2 separate regions of the Homo sapiens genome follow, and region 2 is linked to region 1. The links are chromatin contacts, found by Hi-C or POLR2A ChIA-PET in ENCODE. All regions are on one chromosome and are shown on one strand. Each heading gives the region's core, a stretch centred on a gene start or an enhancer-like site at or near the end of the contact. The rest is flanking DNA. Distances are from core to core; before and after follow the strand shown.

Evidence for each region. A loop is a pair of places that touch in the nucleus more often than their neighbours do. ChIA-PET counts read pairs that join two places held with the same protein, here RNA polymerase II (POLR2A). Pooled maps may share reads with other maps.
Region 2: a loop to region 1 is called in a map of mucosa of descending colon, with 3 times the contacts of the local background. The contact joins the enhancer-like site here to the promoter of PDK2 in region 1. A Hi-C loop is called at or near these places in 69 of 168 maps with a recorded cell type or tissue (A673, CD4-positive, alpha-beta T cell, CD8-positive, alpha-beta T cell and 40 more), 35 of 37 single-sample maps with no recorded cell type and 47 of 50 pooled maps. POLR2A ChIA-PET finds 5 or more read pairs at or near these places in 5 of 52 experiments (AG04449, B cell, BJ and 2 more).

Annotation. Positions count from the first base shown.
Region 1 is chr17:50,093,447-50,098,212 of GRCh38, reverse strand. PDK2 (pyruvate dehydrogenase kinase 2) reads right to left here and starts at 2,862. Exons shown (of 11, transcript NM_002611.5): 1 at 2,660-2,862; 2 at 649-790. The coding sequence starts at 2,777. LOC124904024 (a long non-coding RNA gene) reads right to left here. Exons shown (of 2, transcript XR_007065837.1): 1 at 4,634-4,766; 2 at 3,560-3,871. PDK2-AS1 (PDK2 antisense RNA 1) reads left to right here. Exons shown (of 2, transcript XR_007065842.1): 2 at 1-315. RefSeq lists enhancers at 1,431-1,946, 1,947-2,462, 3,494-3,703 and a silencer at 2,994-3,113.
Region 2 is chr17:50,302,914-50,307,679 of GRCh38, reverse strand. No RefSeq gene overlaps it. Among named protein-coding and RNA genes, the nearest start is that of TMEM92-AS1, 17 kb to the right of the region's middle. RefSeq lists an enhancer at 3,662-4,644. Within about 2 kb of position 2,444, at least 3 of the 41 ENCODE cell types and tissues checked have a DNase peak (open chromatin) inside an H3K27ac peak, as active enhancers do; they include IMR-90 and tibial artery, where a contact is called at or near this core.

The DNA.
Region 1 (4,766 bases), core at 1,613-4,112:
AGGGACACCCTTGTTTATTCTTCACGTGACTGGCCTTTGGCTAATTTCATCCAGTTACTTAACTTGAGTTCTTGAGTGAACTCTGCTGAGCCTTTCCCTCTGTTCCTGCTGCAGTGCGCAATAAACGTTTGGTCTTTGCCCCTCCAAAGCTCTTCGGGAAGGTACTGTGCCATCCTTGTGTGTATCTGAGTATTTTCCAACATCCAAAACAGTCTGTCTTGCAGCTTGGGTTATATAATGTATTTGAAAACTTACTTCTTGTTTCTGCTTCCCAAAAAGTTACCCCCAAATAAATACTGCCTAACAGTTACTGGAGTTCCAGGTCTGGGCTGCTGGCTAATGCTGACATCAGCCTGAATTGGGGTTTTGGCTGTGAAAACCATGCTTTCCTAGGTGGATCCTGTGTTTCCAGAGAAAGGTGGGTGGTAAGAAGAGGGCTAGACACAGAGACTAGGAGCTTGACCTCAGTCCTGCTCTGGCCTCAGATTCCCACGTGACCCTAGGCAACTCCAAGCGCTTGGGGCTTTGGTGTCTCCTGTCTGTCCCCACCCCACCCTCAAAGCTGCTAAAAGCTTGGAGATGCCATCCCTGAGCCCAGGGACACTGGCGATGGAGTGGGAGGTGCAGGGACTGAGCCAGGGGTCTCACCAGCTCTGCACCAGCTGCACGGAGGGTGTGCTCAGCACTCGGTCGGGAAGCAGGTTGATCTCTTTCATGATGTTGGCCAGGCGCACAGGCAGCTCCTGCCTGAGGAAGGTGAAGGAGGTTTTCTCACAGGCATTGCTGGATCCTGGCAGGAGAAAGAGGGGTGAGCCACAGAGCCACAGACTATGAAAGCCAAAGGATGTCTCGGCCAGGTCAGCTAAACCCTTCATTAACAGGGGGCTCAGAGAGCAAGTGACCTGCCCGGGGCACACAGCAAGGCTCCCCATCCCCTGCAGGGCTCAAACACCTACACCCCATGCCTAACACTTCAGGAGGTGTCATCCTCTCCTCATCCCCAGCTGAACCCTGCTTGCCTTTAACCACAGTGGACAGGGCCACTCCTGGGCCCATTTGGAGCTGCCTCTGGCCTCAGTCACCTCACTTCTCTTTCCTTCCCTCCCAGCACACTCACTTTGAGGGGCTGATTCCAGGGGACAAAGGAGCCTGGGAAACCCATCCCTACCTAGGACTGGGCTCTGGCTGAGGGGGGCTATGGCTAGACCACCACTGCAGGCTCCCAGTGTTGTCTCTGGCCAGCCCACCTCACCCAGCCTGGCCTGAATGCCCATGTGGGGCTGCTGTGTCTTAATGCCCATCCATGGGGCAAACGGGCCTGAGAACAGGAGTCCAAATGCCTCGGTCCTTGTCTGGTGTCAAGATGGAAAGGGTGGGGGACCGAATATGGCCTTGGCCCAGGGTCAGGGGCCCTGGGTTCCAGTCCATCAGGCTCTGCTTCCAACTCTGTCACCCAGGCCATGCCATCATCCTTTTGAAGGTCTCAGTTTCCCCCATAGTACTACAAGTTGACCAAACTCTACTGTGAGCCCCTCACAGCTGTGATGTTTCTGTAATTAGGGTGCAGTTTGTGGGGACAGCTGCTGGGGGCTAGGGGTGGGCCCAGGAGGCTTTCCTACATGGGGGAGGCTCAAGACTCAGGCAGGGCAGGGGTGCAGGCAGACAAGTCCTGAGGAACAGGTGCCTTATGTCTCGGCTGCCACCTCTCTGTTCCCGTCCCATCATTGACGCAGCTGCAACCCAAGCTAGGCACTATCAACTCAACTCTTGAGAGACTGCCCCCCACCCCCAGTCCCCAGCTGGCACCATGGAAATACCACATAGACAGACAGGGCCCACACAATGCCCATTTCAGCTGCCACGTTGGCACAGCCTCCCTCCTGCCCCAGGGCCACCCCCAGGTTGCTGGTAGTGGGCGATCCTGACCTAGCAGCCCTGGGGCAGCCAAGGGAGGTATAGGCGGCTTGACTCCACATCACGGTGCCTGGGGCCCCTGCCCAGCTGGGGAGAGGCTGCCAGGCCGGAACAGATTTGATCTTCAAGTGTCCTTGCCCACTGGGGCAGCTAGGGTCCAGCTCCTTCTGTGGGTGGATGTCTACCAGTCAGGGCACTGTCTCCCAATGGCATCTTCTGAAAGAGCCCCCTTCCCCAACTGCCCCTGGCTTAATCTCACCCTCTGCCCAGGGGTGTCTGACCCTTCATGCCCAGTCCAGGTCTCTCTACAGATGGCTGCACCTCTAAACCCTGCCTCCTCACTCCCACCAGCAGACCCCCGGTTTCCTCTGGTGGGAGGAGGGGCCCCTACTCCTCCAGTCATGAGGACAACTCCCATTAACCCTTTCGCGTCTGGATACCACCCTACTCCCTTCCTGCAGTAACATCACAGCTTCACTGCCCCTTACTCTTCAAGACCCTTCATGAGGCCCACGAAGAAACCTCGGGACCGTCCTTGTAAATGCCCCCCATTCCCATCAGCAGCCCCGTCGAGAGGCCCCGGCCGGTTCCTGCTTCCCCATTAACTCTTTCCTGCCTGTACCTTTCCAAACAACCCTTCTCTGTCACTCGGGGCCTTTCTTCTCCTCCGTCCCCCTAGCCCCCGGCTGCCCCTCCCAGCGCCCCGCCGGCCTCCGCTGCCAGCCGCCTCCCGCCCACTCCGTACCGAAGTCCAGAAACTGCTTCATGGACAGCGGGGACGGGGAGAACTTGCTGAAGTGCTCTATGTACTTGGGCGCCCCTGCCAGGGACGCATTCTTCAGCAGCGCCCACACCCAGCGCATGGCTGCGGCGGCCGCGACTTTGGTTGTGGTCCCCGCGCGGGCAGCGCTCGCGCACCTTTCGGCCCAGCGACGCGGTTCGGCCGCCTCCTCCCTACCCTTGCCCTGGCGGGCATTCCAACGCCCAGCCAATCGGCTCGTCATGGCGCCTCGACGTCGCCAATGGCCACTCACAAACAACTCCGGGCGAACCAATAGCCTTCCGCCCCGGCACGTGGCTTCCCCCGGGCCCGCCCCCTTAACCCACGCTTTGCCGGGGCGGCCTGTTGTTTTGGGGAGGCCGCGCCGAGTTCCCACCTCCCCTGTGTTCACTCCTCCCTTTCCTCCGCGGGGCGAAGCCCGGGTTAACCCCTTCCTTCCCAGAGCCCCGCCAGCCCTTTCGCTTCCTCTTCCACGCCTGCCTTTCCCTTGCTACCCCCTCGCATCTCCTTCACCTGCAGGCTCCTTTTAACCCTTCCTTTCCAGAGTTGTCTAGGTAGCTTTCAACCAATCCCTTTTCTCCAACTCAAAGGTACCTGTTTCACCTGTCATGATCGTTACCTATCCTCCCTTAACGGGTCTTGGGGATTCCCAGTCCGGATGACAGTGACCCAGACTGCGAATATTTGCAAAATTCGGAACCAGGGTGCAAGCCTATACGAATCCGTCCTGTATATATGCAGCCCACCCGCTTCCACAAAGATCCAAGCGGCTCAGGAAAAGGCGGAGTTTGCTTTTCCAACTGAAAAACATCCAGAGTAAAAACCATCACTACTAGTGGCGGTGGAGGCAGCAGCTATCGTCCATGCCAGTTAACACTTTCATTTTATTATACAGCTCATCTGACCGAACATAAAGCCTTGGACATCTAGCGCGACCACCTGAGAAAGCCACCTCCTTCGCACCGGGCTTCCTTAGAGCAAGATCCCAGGAGGTGAAGTGTCTCTGGGAGGCCCGGAGCCCGTCCTTCATCAGCGGCCCAGCTTCTCTTGGAGAAAATGTGACGCGCCCTCTTGTGGCCGAATGTGGTATCTCCCATCGTGGGTTTAGGGCCCGACCCGCCACTTTGATGCTTTCTTTGCTCGGTGACATTAGCCTAATACGTGTTAGGCTTTATGCTGGGAACAGGGAACACAGACAGGATCAAGAAATGGCCTTTTTCCTCGATGATTTCATTTCTAAGTTTCAGAGATAGCTACATAAGTAAATAATTAGCTATAACTGAATGTGATTGTAATACAGACCTCACAGAGCAAAGCTTCACATATGGAAGGGCCTCTTAGCTGGATGAATAATAAGCTATATGCCAGGCACTGTTTACAGGCATTATCTCATTTAATTCTCTATTTTATTATTCTTAGCCTCATTTCATAGATAAGAAAACCGAGACTCAGGGATCATTCTCAACTGCAAATCTGACCTTATTACTTCCTTGCTCACAGCCTTTCAATGGGCTATTTTTTTTTTTTTTTTTTTTTTTTTTGAGATTGAGTCTCCCTCTGTCGTCCAAGCTGGAGTGCAGTGGCACAACCTTGGCTCACTGCAAACTTCTCCTCCCAGGTTCAAGCGATTCTCCTGTCTCAGCTTTCCAAGTAGCTGGGATAACAGGCATGTACTACCATGCCTGGCTAATTTTTGTAATTTTAGTAGAGACAGGGTTTCACCATGTTGGCCAGGCTGGTCTTGAATTCCTGACCTCAAGTGATCTGCCCGCCTCAACCTCCCAAAGTGCAGGGATTACAGGTATGAGGCACTGTGCTAGGCCATCAATGGCTCTCTTCTTCTTACTGGAGCCTTTCCAGTTGTCACAAGTCGATTGACTTTTGCTTAATTCTCCAGACTCCTCTCTCTACATTCCCCCATGCAGCTCCCAGCCATACCTGTCTGCTGCCTTGAACCAGCCTCTAATCTCTAAGCCACTGCAAATGCATCTCTTCTGTCTGGATCATTCTTTCTTCCCACCTTCACCTGCCCATTCTTCAGGTCTCAGCTGCTTAGTCATCCCTTCCTCCT
Region 2 (4,766 bases), core at 1,195-3,694, 210 kb before region 1:
GGGCCAGATGCGGTGGCTCACACCTGAAATCCTAGCACTCAGGGAGGCTGAGGCAGGTGGACTGCTTGAGCTCACGAGTTCAAGACCAGCCTGGGCAACATTGTGAGACCCCCCCCCCCCCATCTCTACCAAAAATACAAAAATTAGCTGGGCATGGTGGCATGTGCCTGTGGTCCCAGCTACTCCAGAGGCTGAGGTGGGAGGATGGCCTGAGCCCAGGAAGTCAAAGCTGCAGTGAGCCGTGATGGCACCACTGCACTCCATCCTGGGTGACAGAGCAAGAACCTGTCTCAAAACAAACAAAAAAGATAAAAGTCATTGTCATCTCTATCATCTCATCAAGATACAAAGACCCAATCCCAGCACTTTGGGGAGCTGAAGCAGCATGATGGCTTGAGCCCAGGAGTTCGAGACCAGCCCAGGCAACAAAGCGAGAGTGAGACCCAGGCTTTATTAAAAAAAAAAAAAAAAAGATCAAGGGGTCCTTTGGAGATTGATGCTAACCCAGCCCCACTAGACACCATGGAGACTTTACCTTGTGCAGGGCCAGTTCTGAGTGGTGTCTTTGTTATGGTATTTAAATTTCTCCTGCTGACTAAGTTAGTCTGAGTTGGGTTTCTTTTTTTTTTTTTTGATGGAGTCTCACTCTGTTGCCCAGGTTGGAGTGCAGTGACTCAGTCTTGGCTCACTGCAACCTCTGCCTCCCGGGTTCAAGCAGTTCTCCTGCCTCAGCCTCCCAAGTAGCTGGGATTACAGGCATGCACCACCACACCCAGCTAATTTTTTGTGTCTTTAGTAGAGACAGGGTTTCACCATGTTGGCCAGGCTGGTCTCAAACTCCTGACCTCGTGATCTGCCTGCCTCAGCCTCCCGAAGTGCTGGGATTACAGGTGTGAGCCACCGCACCCGGCCTGAGTTGGGTTTCTGTTGCTTCTGACTGAGAGCAATACCCGTATGTGGATGAGTGGAATGAAAACCACCCGGGACTCCTGAGCTGGGACCATGGGAAGCGACCTCCCATTACAATGTCAGGGGACAGTCATGTAAACATCTCAACTCCTAAAGGGCCTGTCATGTCAAATTGAGGTGCTGAGCATCTCCTGGCCATCCCTTTGGAGGTTGACAGTGAGGAATTATTTTGACCAGCTTCTTAGAATGTGTGTGTGGGAGAGCAGTGCCGAGCAAGGTAGAAATGTGACTGGGAAGGATGCAACAGAATTTCTACTTTCTAAAAGAAAGTGGAAGGGAAAAACACTGAAATCTAAATCTTCCTTTGAAAAAGCTATTAATAACAGGTGTGGCACAGGGAATGTTTAGGGCAGTGAAACTATTCTATATGATACCATAATGGTGGATACATATCATTATGTTTGTCGAAAGCTATAGAATGTACAATGTGAAGAGTGAACCCTCAAGTAAATGATAGACTTTGATTAATAATAATGCATCAACATTGGCTCAGTTGTAACAAATACACCACCCTAATGCAAGATATTAATATAGGAGAAACTGTGGGCATAGGGGATAGAGAAATATGAGGGACTGTCTGTACTTCCCACTCAATGTTTCCATAAGCCTAAAACTACTCTCAAAAGAGTCTACCAATTAATTAAAACAAAGCTAACAATATAAGGTCATATTTCTAGTCTCATCCAATAAAAAATTATAGTGCGGGGTACAACTGTATTTTCTTCAAAAAAAACCATTCAGTCCAGGCGCAGTGGCTCACGCCTGTAATCCCAGCACTTTGGGAGGCCAAGGAGGGTGGATCACTTGAGGTCAGGAGTTTGAGACCAGCTTGGCCAACATGGTGAAACCCTGTCTCTACCAGACAGGCCAACATGGTGAAACCCTTTCTCTACTAAAAGTACTAAAATTAGCCAGCTGTGGTGGCAGGCACCTATAATCCCAGCTACTCAGGAGGCTGAGGCAGGAGAATTGCTTGAACCCAAGAGGCAGAGGTTACAGTGAGCCAAGATCAGGCCACTGCACTCCAGCTTGGGAGACAGGAGCAAGACTCCATCTCAAAAACAAAACAAACAAACAAACAAAAAAACCGCTCAACACACAGAAAAAATGATGGAAGCCCCAATTTTGTCACACTTCAAATCAGTACAGACCCCCCAGATTCATACACTAAGAGTTTTCCAAAGTTTTCACTATGTTCATTTTCACAGTTTGAACAATCCAATTATTTATCTTAGAAAAATGCCAGAGCCTTGGACAGATAAGCCATATCTAGAACTCTAAGAAACGAATTCATCTACATGTTTTCCACCTCTGGGCAGTCTCCCTCCCCAAGGACAACATTCTTTGCCAAATAAGTCTTGATTCCAACTTGGAAGGGAAGAAGTTTATAAACACACAGGCACAGAGACACACAAAGGCTTCCTGGAGTCTCACAGTTCAGTGAATGAGTCTGTGGCGCTCGCCACTGTTCCCAGATCGCTAGCTGAGTGCTTCACCACATTCCTTTCCCACTCACTTGTCTCCAGCCCACGTTTTGGGGTTCCCCTCCTCCAGGCAGGCAGCCCGGGGCCTGCCGCAAGGGGAGGTGGCCCCTCTCTGTTCTTTGTGAGGACTGGATGCCCATGCCTCTCTCAGCCTAGTTGGGCACCTTGCCCTGTATACTCCTTGGGGACAGCCTCCCTCTGCCAGCTGTCACACAGCAGACAGCCCAACAGACTTCCTCTCATGTAACAGCATGTAATATGTAACATCACCATGTAACCATGCACATAATACTATGTAACATCAGCATGTAACAGTGCATGTAAGATGATGTAACATTATGTAACATCAGCATGGAACATTGTACGTAATGTTGCATGTAACTGCATGTAACATCACATATAACAGCATGTGACATTGTGTGTGACAGCATGTAACATCAGCCTTCTTCCCATATTTCTTAACAGCCACTATGCCAGTGTTTCCCCACTTTTGTCCGTATGTGGCTAGCCAGCTCCTGCTATTCATTTGCAGCCTACACAGCCCTAATGCTACTGAAATCGTTCTCTTCCAGCCCTGCAACAGGACAGAGGAGATATTTATAAGAAATGCCTGCAGAGTGGCATCCCAGCATCCCCATGAAGCCCATCCTTTTCTGAGTCAAAGTCTCAGAAGTCATGTTCTTCCCCGAGAGATATCTGACATTGAGTTCCCAATCTTGCCTCGTGTGTGTCCACTTCTGGTCCTCAGACATGTTCCTTCCTTCACCACGATCTGGGAGACCACAGGGCATTACAGTTCCTCGCATGGCCACAGAGGCAGGCAATCTGGGTCTGAATCCTGGACTTTTGCAGTTATAGCTAAGCAACTCGGGGCAAACCTCTCTAAGCATCCCATTCTTATCTGTAAAGTGGGAATAAGAGTCACGCCTTATGATTCAAAAAACATAATTTTTTGGAGGCTGGGTGCGGTGGCTCATGCCTGTAATCCCAGCACTTTGGGAGGCTGAGGTGGGCAGATCACAAGGTCAGGAGTTTGAGACCAGCCTGACCAATATGATGAAACCCCATCTCTAATAAAAATACAAAAATTAGCTGGACATGGTGGCGGGCACCTGTAGTTCAAACTACTCAGGAGGCTGAGGCAGGAGAATTGCTGAACCCAGGAGGCGGAGGTTGCAGTGAGCCGAGATAGCGCCACTGCAGTCCAGCCAGGGCTACAGAGCGAGACTATTTCAGAAAAAAAAAAAAAAAAAAAAAAAAAGATTAAAAAAAAGATTTTAAAAAAAGTTGTAAAAAAAGAAAATAAAGAGCCACACCCACCATCTAAGGTTATACACAAGGGAACTGCTTGTTCAGCACAAGGCCTGGCTCCCGCTTAAATGCCCACAGTTGGGAGTCATTGTGTTGTCGTTTATTCTCACTTGTCTCCCCCGGGCAGTGAGAGACCCTCTGCCAACGTCACCTTGCTGGACTAAGGACTGGGGAGGCCTGAACAGCACTTTGATTGATTTATCCACCCCATGAGGTTAAATGCTCTACCCTACACCTAAATGGCTGTAGGTTACAGGGTTTTTTCCTTGTTGTTGTTTTGAGACAGGGTGTCACTCTGTCATCCAGGCTGGAGTGCAGTGGCTTGATCTCGGCTCACTGGAAACTTTGCCGCCCAAGTTCAAGTGATTTTCCTGCCTAGGCCTCCTGTGTAGCTGGGATTATAGTAGTGCACCACCACACCCGGCTAATTTTTACATTTTTGATAGAGACAGGATTTCGCCATGTTGGCCAGGCCGGTCTCAAACTCCTGGCCTCAGGTGATCCGCCAGCTTCAGCCTCCCAAAGTGCTGGGATTACAGGCAGGAGCCACTAAGCTCAGCCGCTTACAGGTATTTTTGAACATCAAATGGCTGCCCCTTCTCCGAGCCAAGGATAGAACAATCAGTCACAAAGCCGCAGGACGCCTGTTGACAAGGGCTTCACCTGGGACAACTGCTGTGTTGTACTATCGGCTTTGCCTTAACTCTTGCCGCAGCGTGTGGAGAGTCATGGCGGCTGTAGTCTAAAAGCAGCCTGGTCCTGTCCTCTAAGGCAACTGGGGCTGGGCTGAGACCCTCAAGAATGTGGCCACACATCATGGTCAATAACGTCCTCTCCTTGCCTTCCCTCAAAACCTCTCTTTGAGTTTTGAATGAGAGAGCTGGCGATTGCAGCCTCCTTTGGGATTTAATGAGGACCGTCTGATTATATTCCACCTTGGACTCCTCACAGATATTTTTCCCTCTGTCTGGAATCCCTAACAGACACATTTATACACACACA